2 separate regions of the Homo sapiens genome follow, and region 2 is linked to region 1. The links are chromatin contacts, found by POLR2A ChIA-PET in ENCODE. All regions are on one chromosome and are shown on one strand. The core of a region is the stretch at or near the end of the contact, and the rest is flanking DNA. Distances in the headings are between cores, read along the strand shown.

Evidence for each region. ChIA-PET counts read pairs that join two places held with the same protein, here RNA polymerase II (POLR2A).
Region 2: POLR2A ChIA-PET joins it to region 1 with 10 read pairs in activated naive CD4-positive, alpha-beta T cell. The contact joins two enhancer-like sites. POLR2A ChIA-PET finds 5 or more read pairs at or near these places in 2 of 52 experiments (HEK293T and activated naive CD4-positive, alpha-beta T cell).

The regions. Positions count from the first base shown.
Region 1 is chr19:38,666,439-38,673,262 of GRCh38, reverse strand. The region is part of intron 1 of ACTN4 (actinin alpha 4); the gene reads right to left. Among named protein-coding and RNA genes, the nearest start is that of ACTN4, 22 kb to the right of the region's middle. RefSeq lists enhancers at 5,187-5,266, 6,105-6,794, 6,795-6,824 and a silencer at 6,240-6,534. Within about 2 kb of position 3,587, at least 5 of the 41 ENCODE cell types and tissues checked have a DNase peak (open chromatin) inside an H3K27ac peak, as active enhancers do.
Region 2 is chr19:42,509,483-42,516,133 of GRCh38, reverse strand. It overlaps CEACAM1 (CEA cell adhesion molecule 1), which reads left to right. Exons shown (of 9, transcript NM_001712.5): 6 at 3,655-3,784; 7 at 4,506-4,558; 8 at 5,214-5,245. The region is part of intron 2 of LIPE-AS1 (LIPE antisense RNA 1); the gene reads right to left. Among named protein-coding and RNA genes, the nearest start is that of CEACAM1, 16 kb to the left of the region's middle. RefSeq lists an enhancer at 3,548-3,737. Within about 2 kb of position 3,058, at least 2 of the 41 ENCODE cell types and tissues checked have a DNase peak (open chromatin) inside an H3K27ac peak, as active enhancers do.

The sequences.
Region 1 (6,824 bases), core at 2,338-4,837:
TGCTCAATAAATGATGAATAGGCCGGGTGTGGTGGCTCATGCCTGTAATCCTAGCACTTTGGGAGGCTGAGGTGGGGGGATCACCTGAGGTCAGGGGCTTGAGACCAGCCTGGCCAACATGATAAAACCCTGTCTCTATTAAAAACACAAAAACTGGCCAGGCATGGTGGTGCATGCATGTAATCTCAGCTAATTGGGAAGCTGAGGCAGAAGAATCGCTTGAACCCAGGAGGCAGAGGTTGTAGTGAGCCAAGATTGTGCCACTGCACTCCAGCCTTGGAGACAGAGTGAGACTGTCTCCAAAAAAAAAAAAAAAAAAGAATGGATGGCCAACCCCATCATCTCCATCAATCATGCTGAGATGATCAATCACTTAAAAATGGTTACAGGGGCCGGGCATGGTGGCTCACGCCTGTAATCCCAACACTTTGGGAGGCCAAGGCAGGTGGATCACTTGAGTTCAGGAGTTTGAGACCAGCCTGACCAACATGGAGAAACCCCGTCTCTACTAAAAATACAAAATTAGCCGGGTGTGGTGGCACATGCCTGTTATCCCAGCTACTCAGGAGGCTGAGGCAGGAGAATTGCTTGAACCCGGGAGACAGAGGTTGCGGTGAGCCGAGATCGTGCCATTACACTCCAGCCTGGGCAACAAGAGCGAAACTCCATCTCAAAACAAACAAACAAACAAACAAAGAACATAGATCAAATAATAGAACCTTGGCAGGGTGTGGTAGCTCACACCTGTAATCCCAACACTTTGGGAAGCCAAGGCGAGTGGGTCACTTGAGGTCAGGAGTTCAAGACCAGCCTGGCCAACATGGAGAAACCACGTCTCTACTAAAAATACAAAAATTAGCCAGGTGTGGTGGCATGCATCTGTGGTCCCAGCTACTCAGGAGGCTGAGGCAGGAGAATTGCTTGAACCTGGGAGGTGGAGGTTGCAGTAAGCCGATATCACGCCACTGTACTCCAGCCTAGGCGACAGAGAAAGACTCCGTCTCAAAAAAAAAAAAAAAAAAAAGAACCACATGTAAGAAATACTGCTGTGTGGGCCATACGTCTGGCAGGAAAGCCCACTATGAGAACTCCCGCCATGTTCGTCCCTACCCTAATGTACCTTAGGTGGCACACCCAGGGAGAGCGAGAAACTCTCTCATCCTAATCGCTGTAGTATAGCAGAATAACATGACAGGCCAGCAGGACAATGAAGTCTACGCTGCCCAGCTCTTTTTCTGGGTGGAAAGCCCTCTTTCCCTCACAGAATTTCCATCCATGGAGAGCAGTGAGCAATGCAAAGCATTACAACCATTTTTCTTCCAGCTATTTCTAGGCACACAAATAACATCTAAGGACTCAAGGCCAGCCTGAGAAACAATTGAGCCAGGAAATACTCAAGCCAGTGCAGAGGTAACAGAGCCTAAAAAAGTTAAAAGCAGAGGGCGATGCCTTCATGGCGAGCTTCCTGGCTTTTCCCAGACAGACTGCCTGCTCCAAATGCGAAGTTTGATAAGGACTGTGGGGCTAGTACTCCAATCACAGGGACTCAATTAGAGTTTAGGAAAAAATGGCCTGAAGTTTTCAGGGATAAGTGTCCAAATTTGTTTCCAAGTCAACAAATTCATTGCACATCTACTATATCCCATTTTCCTGAAATCCATCAACTCTCCTATCAATAAGAAACGCTGCATTCAGGCTTTTCCATTTACAAAGATCTCAGGATGGATCTCTGTCACAAAACCTGGACTGCCAGTATCTTCCCAAAGTCAAATTTAAGAGATCAATCCTAAAGAAACTATTTCTGTCCATCTGCCACATGGGTACAAATTCTGAACTGGCAGTTCATTTATTAATAGAAAGCTGGCATTGTTCACCAGGTTATTGTGCGTGCAGAATGGCTGCCTCTGTAGAAAAGTGTTGCTTTGGGCTACCCAAAACAAACAAACAAAAAAACTTTCCACTATTTTGGTTCACAAAAACCTGAAGCCTAAAAATATGCAATATGGTGGGAGGAATTTTGAGGAGTCAACTCTTAATTATCTATGGTGATGGGAAAGGGGGAGGAGTCCGGAGGCTGGAAAACCACAGCTAAAGCAAACCCTTTTTACTACCATCCACTTCAACCACCTTTTATCAGAGCTGTCACTAAGGGGCAAAGTACAATTTTCTCGCTCCTAGTGAGAGGATTAAGCAGCAGCAATTCAGACAAGAGGAAAGGGGAGACTAGAGGAGAGGCAGAGACAGGGTCAAGACCATGCAAGGTTAGGGGTCACAAATGGGTAGCTCTTCACACCCAATAGGCCCTATTTTGTATGGCCTGCAGGTTTTTTTTTTTTTTTTTAAGTTGGAGTATTGCTCTGTCACCAGGCTGGAGTGCAATGGCGACATCTCAGCTCACTGCAACCTCCGACGCCCTGGTTCAAGGGATTCTCCTGCCTCAGCCTCCCGAGTAGCTGGGATTACAAGCACAAGCCACCACGCTCAGCTAATTTTTGTATTTTTAGTAGAGATGGGGTTTCACCATGTTGGCCAGGATGGTCTCAATCTCCTGACCTCGTGATCCACCCTCCTCAGCCTCCCAAAGTGCTGGGATTACAGGCGTGAGCCACTGTACCCGGCCAGGTTTTTAAGTTGAATGAAATGCCCCATAAAACTCTCCATTTCCAGCTTCGTGAAGTCCCAGGTCCCCATTCCCACCTGGCCACCATCAGCTAGAGCTCTGCAGTGGCCACCCCAGTCCCCACCCAGGCTACTTCCCTCCATTTTGTCACCTCACCTACCATGTGATAATCCAAGACCACAGTCCCTCAGCCCCAGGAGAAGAGAACCAGGTGCACACTCACATCCATTCTCCTCACAAGGGTCCAAATGACAGGATCACCTGCTCTGAGCAACAAGATACAGGCCGGCCTATCCTTGCTGTTCCTGAAAGGGGGCTGCATGTGGAGCTGCCCTGGCTTTGCTTCCACCTTCCTGTGACCTCCACCCCACCATGCTCTTGCACTCCCACAGATGGCCTGAAATCCCAGGTGGAAGTGGAGGGTGTTACGTGATCCCCAACTCCCTTGAGTGGAAACACCAAGTTTCCTAGAGGACCTAGGAGATGTTCTTTCCAGCCACCCTATCTGAATGGTGGGGCTGGGAGGGGCATATGGAGGAGAAAGGGGTGGCTAGGAAAATGTTAGAAATACCAGATACACTGGCTCTGGGGACCCCTGAGGAACGACCCCCTTCAGCTGCCAACACTTTCCAATTGGCGCTAAGAGTGAACAGCTATTTCCACTAAAGATCAGAAAAGGACTGAAGTTTCCATACATTGAAGACTGAGCCTTGAGATTCTTGGCTGGACTGCAATTGCCTCTCCCTCCTTCCCCCAACGCTTGCTTCCAGCTACCCAAGGAGTCTTTTGCTTGTGGAGCTAGTGAGCCAGCATTCTGAGTGACATATTCCAAAGTGTCCCCAAATAACAAAATCCCAGGGCTGCAACCATGAGGGTGTCAGCTCCGGCACTGTTACCAGCCTGTTAAAAAGTGGTGCAAACCTCACCAACTTCCTGAGGCCACGCTGGGCTCCGCTTCCTGGCAGTTACCACAAAAATGTGGCACCAAATGCAGCTACTAAAACAAGCAGCAGCTCGGGCAACCCAAGGGCCACCATCTTCCTAGGTGATGGCTAGGGATGGCTTCTGCCACCCACACCACAGTGATCTCCTCCCCAGCTACCTGTGCTCTAAGTAAAAACAGCATGCTTGCAGCTTCAAGACTAGTCCCCTACCCAGTCCCATCTACTCCAAACCAGACTGGGTCACCTATGCCTTTCCAATGTAGAAATTCTTCAGATGCCATTGACAGGGGACACCTCCAAACTCTAGTTTCCTTGGCCAGGAGATGCATCCTTCTTGCCTCCTTCTTGCCTCAATCTGTCATTCCTTTCCAGCAACATGCCCCAAGCCAGGAACTAAGAAAAAGCTGGATTTTGGCTGGGCGCGGTGACTCACGCCTGTAATCCCAGCACTTTGGGAGGCCAAGGCAGTGGATCACCTGAGGTCAGGAATTCGAGACCAATCTGGCCAACATGGTGAAACCCCGTCTCTACTAAAAATACAAAAATTAGCTGGGCACGGTGGCAGGCGTCTGTAATCCCAGCTAGTTGGGAGGCTGAGGTAGGAGAATCGCTTGAACCCAGGAGACAGAGGTTGCAGTGAGCCAAGTGCATACCACTGCATTTCAGCCTGGGCGACAGGGAGAGACTGTCTCGAAAAAAGAAAAAAAGCTGGATCCCAAGGTGACTCCTCAGCCCTGGGGAGCCTACGAAACCATACACCAAGAACCAAACACACAACTCTCCTGGAGGTCGATTTATAAGGGAGGCAGCTCTGAACACCTGAGCTCCGAGACACACAGAGCACATTGGAAAAACCCTTTTCAAACCCATGAAGGCGAAGTCAATGGGTTTACTTCAGTAAGTCAGTGAGCAGTAAAACAAGACCACATTTACATCTGCATATCGCCCTAACACTGTTCACTTCCATCATGCAATTCATTGTCCATCTTTTCTTTTTTTCTTTTTTCTTTTTTTGCGATGGAGTCTCACTCTCTTGCCAGGCTGGAGTGCAGTGGCACGACCTCGGCTCACTGCAACCTCCGCCTCTCAGGTTCAAGCAATTCCCCTGCCTCAGCCTCCTGAGTAGCTGGGACTACAGGCGCGCACCACCATGCCCAGCTAATGTTTTGTATTTTAGTAGAGACGGGGTATCACCATGTTGGCCAGGATGGTCTCAAACTCCCGACCTCGTGATCTGTGCGCCTTGGCCTCCCAAAGTGCTGGGATTACAGGAGTGAGCCACTGCGCCTGGCCCTTCATCGTCCATCTTTTCTTTAAGGACAGGGTTGGGTTGGTTTTCTTTCTTGTTGTATCTCCAAGCCTAATATGGTATCTGGGTAAATGTCAGGTGGATTGAAGAGAAAGAATATTAACAAATCACAGGATCTAGGATCACAGGAAACTTACATGGCTCTCCTGTTTAATCTTCAAACTTCCTTCTAAAGCTGTTAGGATGTTAGGAGGGGCACAGGAAGGGGGGCACTCTAACTGTATCCTGATCCTGCATTAGCATTTCAGAGGCCGTTGGTTCCATCAAGAAACTGGACTGTGCAAAGCATGAAATGAGACACCACATTACAACCTCATCTGAGTAATCACCCAGGGTTTATTTGTAATTCTAAGGAACAGGCACCTCCAGAGACATAACTCCTTCCTTAACCAGGCCTGGCTCTTCTGACTGCCTTCCGCCGTATAAATAGGAAGCCAGCTTGCATATTTTGCATTAATGCCTTCACGCAGGGCTGCTTTGAGTTTATTTTTGTTGCTTTCATTTTAAGACTGTGTTTATACCTCTTAGACTTCCAGCCAGAGGAAAAATGACAAGATACAAACCTTGTCCTTTTTTCAGGGACGCTCCAGACGGTTCCTGGAGGCACATGGGAAGATTAGCGACTCAGAGATGCCAAGTCACTGGCATTGGGTAGTTCTCCAAAATGGTTTTTTTTTTTTTTTGGTGGAAGAAACAGATACATCAGACTAGTCCAGCGTCTCAGTTTCCACACTTCATAACAATGGGGCACCGTGCACCTAGTGTCTAACTTACCACGCTGCCTTTGGGCCACAAATTCCATACTGTAACAGCCAATTACCCAAAACACTAAATAGGGAATGGCTCAAAAAAGGCTGTCTCTGAAAAAGCAGCAGCATTTTGATGAGCAAAAATAGTAAGAGAGGATTTTTTAAACTTAGAAAAACGAGGAAAGTTGAACCCAGCTAAGAATATTTCTGAGACACCCCCCACCCCTTGTGATTTTTCTCCCGCTAGGATTTTCCCTTGACTCGCCTCTTTAGAGACTGCTAAACACACACACACATACACACACTCATTTTTTAATCCCACCAACTCTCCTCGCCCCAAGGCCAGAGGCTTGGCGGTGACAGCTTCGAACAATGACATCACCCTAGGTTTGCCTCCTTGGCAGGGTCACCAATACTGTTTGCAGTCAATTTCCTGTAAAGGCTCTTTAAGGCAGGAAACTAGTCCTGTGCCTTGAGTCCTCCCCCTGTTCTGAGCCATCGTGTCAGGTCAAAACAAAGACTTTTTGTGTTGTTGTTTTTTTCCCCTTTTAGGAAAACAAGACTTCCCTGCACTTTTAATGAGCACCTTAATTACAAGCTAAAGAATTAGATATATTTACGGATGACCTCATGCTCGCTGATAATTAGCAATTTGAAAGACCTGGCACATCCCTAGACTCAGTTCTTTCTCCTTCACCCCCTCCCCCAAGCATTCAGGTTAATTACTAAGCTTGACCTTCCAAAACAAAGTGGGTTGGGCCCAGTCAGTCCCTACCTCCCCCAGAGCTCCCCAGCACCGAGGGGCTTGTTCCTCCCTCCCACTAAGTCAAGAATGGAAACTGCCTTAGAGAGGGTTGATTAGCCTGGGATAATGATCTAGGAGGGGTGACAGATTTCTGGGGGCCCCACTCTAAGTGTTGACAAGTTTTAATTAATGCCCAGGCTAATTGAACCCTGGCACAGTCAAGGGGAAGAAAACTGCTCATCTCAGAGGCAAGAAGTGTTTGGATATGCACAGTCCCAGCCGTGATGGCGGGGAGGTGTCTCCGAGCGGGCTCCCACTGCGGACCTGTGTGTACTTCGTGTTCTCCTGGCACGTGGATCCCACAACTGGAGATGCAGCTGACTCAGGCAGTTACTTTCCATACATTTTCTTGTGCTAGAAGGGTGTCAACAGCCTGATCAGGAAAGCGCAAACCGGG
Region 2 (6,651 bases), core at 1,809-4,308, 3.8 Mb before region 1:
AGGCATCCTTGTCTTGTTCTTGATCTTAAAGGAAAAGTTTTCAATCTTTCACCATTGACTATGATGGTAGCTGGGGGTTTTCACATGTAGCATTTATTATGTTGAGAATTTCCTTCTATTCCTAGTTTCAGTGTTTTTTAGCATGAAAGAATGTTGAATTTTGTCAAATGCTTTTATCGACTCATTTTCATTACTGGTTATAGGTCTATTCAGATTTTCTATTTATTCATGATTCTATCATGGCAGGTTTTGTGTTTCTAGGAATTTGTTCATTTCATCCAGGTTATCCAATTTGTTGGCATTCAATTACTCATAGTACTCTTATAATCCTTATTATTTCTGCAGAATTAGTAGTAATGTTTTACTTTCATTTCTGACTTTAGTAATTTGAATCTTCTTTCTTTCTTAGTCAATCTAATTAACAGTTGTCAATTATAGTGATCTTTTTTGAAGAACAACTTTTTTTTTTCGGTTTGAGACAGGTTCTCACTCTGTCACCGAGGCTGATCATGGCTCACCACAGCCTCAACTTCCCGGGTTCAAGCAATCCTCCTGCTTCAGCCTCCTGGGTAGCTGAAACTACAGACAAGCACTACCACCTCCGGCTAATTTTTGTAATTTTTTGTAGAGACAGGGTTTCACCATCTTGCCCAGCTGGTCTCAAATTCCTGAGCTCAAGTGATACACCTGCCTCAGCCTCCCAAATTGCTGGGATTACAGTCATACACCACTGTACCTGGCCTACAGTTATAAATTTCTTTCTTGCACAAGATTCTTAACTACTCTGAGCCTCGGATTCCTCAACCGAAAATTGCACTGTGAATGCCTGCTCCATAGTATTGCACGGGTTTGGGGTTTTTGTTTTGTTTTTGAGACAGGGTGTCACTCTGTCACCCAGACTGGAGTGCAGTGGTGCAAACACAGCTCACTGCAGCCTCAACCTCCTGGGCTCAAGCAATTCCCTCACCTTAGCCTCCTAAGTAGTACATACTACCACATCTGGCTAATTTATTTTTATTTTTGTTTTCAGAGAGACAGAATCTCACCATGTTACCCAGGCTGGACTCGAACTCCTGGGCTCAAGCAATCCTCCCATCTGTTTCCCAAAGTGCTGAGATTACAGGTGTGAGCCACCACGCCTGGCCCCATAGTGTTATTTTAAAGATTTAATGTAATAATAAACCTTCAGCAAAACACCACACACAGAGGAAATGTTTCATAAATGTTAGCTGCTATTACTACTACTATTATCATTAGCCTTGAAATCAGGTAGTCCTAGGGTCAAATCTCAGATCCACCTCTCACTAGCCATCTGACTTTAGGTAAGCCTTTTACCACTCTAAGCTTCCATTTTTTCATGTTTAAAATGGAAATAATGTCTACCTGACAGCACTATTTTATGGATCAAATAAGATACATGTAAAGCATTTAGCAGCACAGGGCCTGGCACACAGGAAGTACTCCACAAAAGTAGCTAACATAGCATTAGTCACCAGCCTGAGTTGACTGGTGAGGGTTAAGCCCCAAATAGTTGCAACAGATATAAACAAGAAATAGGCTAGACACAGTGGCTCACACCTGTAATCCCAACATTTGGGAGGCCGAGGCTGGAGGATCTCTTGAGCCCAGGAATCCAAGACCAGCCTAGGCAATATAGTGGAACCCTATCTCTACAAAAATTATTTTTTTTTAATTAGCCAGGTGGGTGGGCGTGGTGGCTCACGCCTGTAATCCCAACACTTTGGGAGGTTGAGGCAGGCGGGTCACCTGAGGTCGGGAGTTCAAGACCAGCCTGACCAGGATGGAGAAACCCCGTCTCTACTAAAAATACAAAATTAGCCAGGCGTGGTGGCGCATGCCTGTAATCCCAGCAATTCAGGAGGCTGAGGTAGGAGAATCGCTTGAACCTGGGAGGCAGAGGTTGCAGTGAGCCGAGATCACGCCATTGCACTCTAGCCTAGGCAACAAGAGCAAAACTCGGTCTCAAAAAAAAAAAAAAGAAAGAAAAAAATTAGCCAGGTGTGGTGGCATGTGCTTATAGTCTCAGCTACTGAGGAGACTGAGGTGGGAGGATCACTTGATCCCAAGAGGCTACAATGAGCCATGATTGTGCCACTGCACTCCAGCCTGGGTGATAGAGTGAGAACCTGCCTCAAAAAAAAAAAAAAAAAAAAAGAAGAAGAAGAAATAGATGCAAAAGGTATTATTTATATATTATATATATATATATATATATATATGGAGGGAGAAGCATTATACAAGAAACCCACTGGGACATGGCTATGATCAAATATGGGAAAGGGGGAAAAAAGGAGGTAAAGCAAAGTCTCAAGCCTGGTATGTTAGTTTCCATCTACTGAGATACAGTGAAGATGGGATTAAACATACGAGATAATTTATTGGGGAAAATGCCTGTGAGGGAAAGTAAGGCGAGAGTGAGAGGAACCTCAGACCATGATGCAGATCTGATTCCTGTGGAAGAGAAAGAGAGGAAGGAAGTTTTAGATTGAAGTGCAGTTTTTGTTTGTTTGTTTTTTGAGACAGAGTCTCACTCTGTTGCCCAGGCTTGAGTGCAGTAGTGTGATCTCGGCTCACTGAAACCTCTGCCCCCCGGGTTCAAGCGATTCTCCTGCCTCAGCCTCTCAAGTAGCTGGGATTATAGGCACCTGCCACCGCACCCAGCTAAATTTTGTATTTTTAGTAGAGATAGGGTTTCACCATCTTGGCCAGGCTGGTCTTGAACTCCTGACCTCGTGATCCACCCGCCTCAGCCTCCCAAAGTTCTGGGATTACAGGCGTCAGCCACCGCGCCCGGCCTGCAGTGCAGTTCTAAGAGCATTTCTGCAAGGCTGACAGGGAGTCCTCCAGCCATTCACACTTCAGAATAAAACAGTCACACAAAACTGGGCTAGCTTTCATACCCCTGCTGGGAGCCTGTGGGAAGCCAGTTCTCTATGCAAAAGAGGTGGTGAATTCAGAATGCACCAACTGCCACAACTGAGACACTGAGAAAAAGATGCAACCACGAAAAAGGTGGAAAGTTCTAATCACATACAAAATAGCAATCAGCCTTTCTCATATTTCAAAGCCTTAAAAATGGCTGAGCGCAGAAAAGCCAGGGTGGAATTGGCAGAAGAGAGATCATCAACCTAGAAACATGGTGACTGGGGTTGGGCGCAGTGGCTCACGCCTATAATCCAAGCACTTTGGGAGGCCGAGGCAGGCGGATCATGAGGTCAGGAGTTCAAGACCAGTCTGACCAATATGGTGAAACCCCGTCTCTACTAAAAAAATACAGAAATTAGCCAGGTGTGGTGGCACGTGCCTGTAGTCCAGCCTGAGGCAGGAGAATCGCTTGAACCTGGGAGGCGGAGGTTGCAGTGAGCCAAGATCATGCTACTGCACTCCAGCCTGAGAGACAGAGCAAGACTCTGTCTCAAAAAAAAAAAAGAAAAGAAAAAAAGAAACATGGTGATTGAAAAAAAAAAATTGCAAGGATATAGTTAGCTAATCACCTTCCAGCAACCTTCCCACAACGAAACTGTATTCCTTGAAGGAACAATTAGAAACTACTTCATTCTGAGAGTTGTTTCCCAGCCCCCATTGTAAAATAATTTCACTTTCATTTCTTCTCCTCTTTTCTCTCCATGACAGATAATGCTCTACCACAAGAAAATGGCCTCTCACCTGGGGCCATTGCTGGCATTGTGATTGGAGTAGTGGCCCTGGTTGCTCTGATAGCAGTAGCCCTGGCATGTTTTCTGCATTTCGGGAAGACCGGCAGGTATGATGGCCTTTCCTCTTGTTCTGTTTCCTCCAAGGCTGACTGCCATGCTTGGGAGAGGGAAAGAATTCTTTGCCTGTCTCTGGGCCTGGATCTCATACTCCTCCCACTAAACTCCTGCTTCTCGGCACTAATTCCCACAGGTTTCCTCTTCCCTGGTCTTCGTGCTCCCTGTCTCCCATTATCTCTTGGACATGGGTATTCCAATCCCCATCTAATCTAGAGGAAGAGACTCAAGTATGTTCCTCTGTCCCCTAGTCAGGGAAAGCAAGGTCTAAGAAGGAAAACAAATGAAAAAATGAAAGAAGCAGCAGGAGAAAGCAAGTCATGTGCTCTGTTGACCACATTGGAAGAGGAGGGAGAAATAGCATAGGAAGAGAACCTAAGAGAAAGCAAAAACAACCAAAGTCCTCTTGAACAATAAATAGAGAAAAAAAAAAAAGTATCTACCCCGGAAAACAAAATGGGAAAGGTTTTAAGGATAGAAGTAGGCACAGAAGCAGCTGATAAAGAATGAAATGAAATGTGAACATCCAGCAAACAGGAAAAGAGTAAACACTAGAAGGGATTGTAGTTAGACTGAAGAACGAGGCCCTCAGAAGAAAGGCAGTATGAACATCAAGGACTCTAAGGAATTACCTGCTCACAGTGTCCTTCCTAACTTACGGAACAAAGATCCTGTGCTTGGGAATAGCAGTCACAGTTTCTGATATTTATTTAGGGCAAGCGACCAGCGTGATCTCACAGAGCACAAACCCTCAGTCTCCAACCACAGTAAGTAAAGCCACTTACCCCAGTGAGAACTGGTATGTTCCACCACGTGCCCTCCCCTGGCAGGGAATCCTGGATTCCCAAACCACTCCCTCCCTTCTGAATTTTCACAGAAAGGATCTCTATTTCCCAACCCTAAGGTGGCATAGGTCTTCCCACCCTTCCTAGCCACAGGAGTCCCCTGAGACACATCTGAGGAGAGAGGCTCACTCTGCCTAGGCCAGGCAGGCCTGAGGAAGATCCCATGTTTCCAGGAGCCATTTCCTCAGCCTTACTCCTTCCGCCTCCTGCCTCTATTACGGATGTGGGCACTCTCCCTTGGTGAGACTTTCCTTATCTTGTGGGTGCTGTGGGTGCTACAAGTCTCAATGCCCCTCCTTGCCACTGGAGCATGTTGCTGAGAAACACATCTGGGCAAAAATCAAGGCCTTGTGAACTGGTAGAACTCTTCACAAGTGGATTGTGGCCTCCTGTGGTTCTGCCCCTGCCCCCTCTCTGGTACTAACATGCTGGGTCTGGACCATACACTCTGAGGGAAGTAAATTCCTTAACTGATCCTTAAACTCCCCACCCTCCAACTGCCACCTCCTTCAGCTAGAATCACCTGAAGTCAGCTTTGCATTTCCATGGATCGCTAACTCTTCTTTTGCTTCTCCAGCTCAGGACCACTCCAATGACCCACCTAACAAGGTAAGCATAGCCGGTTTTCATGGGCTTATTTTCTCATGGAAATGATTCTGTGTAGAATTGATTATTCATGAAGACACAATGTAACATCAAGTTTGGGTTAATGTTCCTCAGTGCAACAACAAAGACGTATTTGTAATCACTCCCATGAGTCTACTTTGCAGCAAGAACATGCATTTTGGAATTATTCCCATCCTGTGTCTGAATACTGGATGTGACTCTTAGTAGCTCTGTGACCCTTGTCAAGTAACTTAACCTCTTTGATCATCAGCTTTGTCATCTGTAAAATGGGCATTCTGCCTACTTCAAAGAGAAGTTGAAGGGATTAAACGAGATAACCTACAAAGAGCACCCAGCACAATGGCCTAAAAAAGGAAGGCACTGAATCATTCTCACTCCCCTACCTTCAGTCTGATCCTGCTCTTATTGTCAAAAGGATAATTTCAATTTTAATAGATCTGAGATCCTGTTTTTTAATAATAATTTTATAGAATTTTTCATTTTATGGCCAGGCACAGTGGCTCATGCCTGTAATCCCAGCACTTTGGGAGGCCAAGGCAGGTGAAACACAAGGTCAGGAGATCGAGACCATTCTGGCTAACATGGTGAAACCCCAGCTCTACTAAAAATACAAAAAAATTAGCCAGCTGTGGTGGCGGGCGCCTGTAGTCCCAGCTACTTGGGAGGCTGAGGCAGGAGAATGGCGTGAACCCAGGAGGTGGAGTTTGCAGTGAGCCAAGATTGCGCCATTGCGCTCCAGCCTGGGCGACAGAGGGAAACTCTGTCTCAAAAAAAAAAGAAGTTTTCATTTTACCTTTTCAATAGAGCAAACATACATACTGAAAAGTGCTAAATCATAATTATACTTTCACAATGTATGAACTTTCACAAGTTGAACACACCCAGGTAAGCAGCACCCAAATCATGAAATACTACATGACCTCCCCTTAAAAAGAGACCCTTCCAGCCAGGTGCAGTGGCTCACACCTGTAATCCCAGCACTCTGGGAGGCCAAGGCAGGTGGATCACTAGAAGTCAGGAGTTCTAAACCAGCCTGGCCAACATAGTGAAACCTTGTTCTACTAAAAATACAAAAAATTAGCCGGGCGTGGTAGTGGATGCCTGTAATCCCAGCTACTTGGGAGGCTGAGACAGGAGCATCGCTTGAACCCGGGAGGCAGAGCTTGCAGTGAGCCGAGATCGTGCCATTGCACTCCAGCCTGGGCGACAGAGCGAGACTCCGTCGCAAAAAAAAAAAACTCTACCAGTCACTTCCCTCCAAAGAGGAGTAACCACTATCCTGACTTCTAATGCTCCAGATTAGTATTGCTTGGTTTTGTTCCTATCTAAAGGAGAAATAAAACATATCCTTATATGTGGCTTCTTCAACATTGCTTTGTGAGACTCAT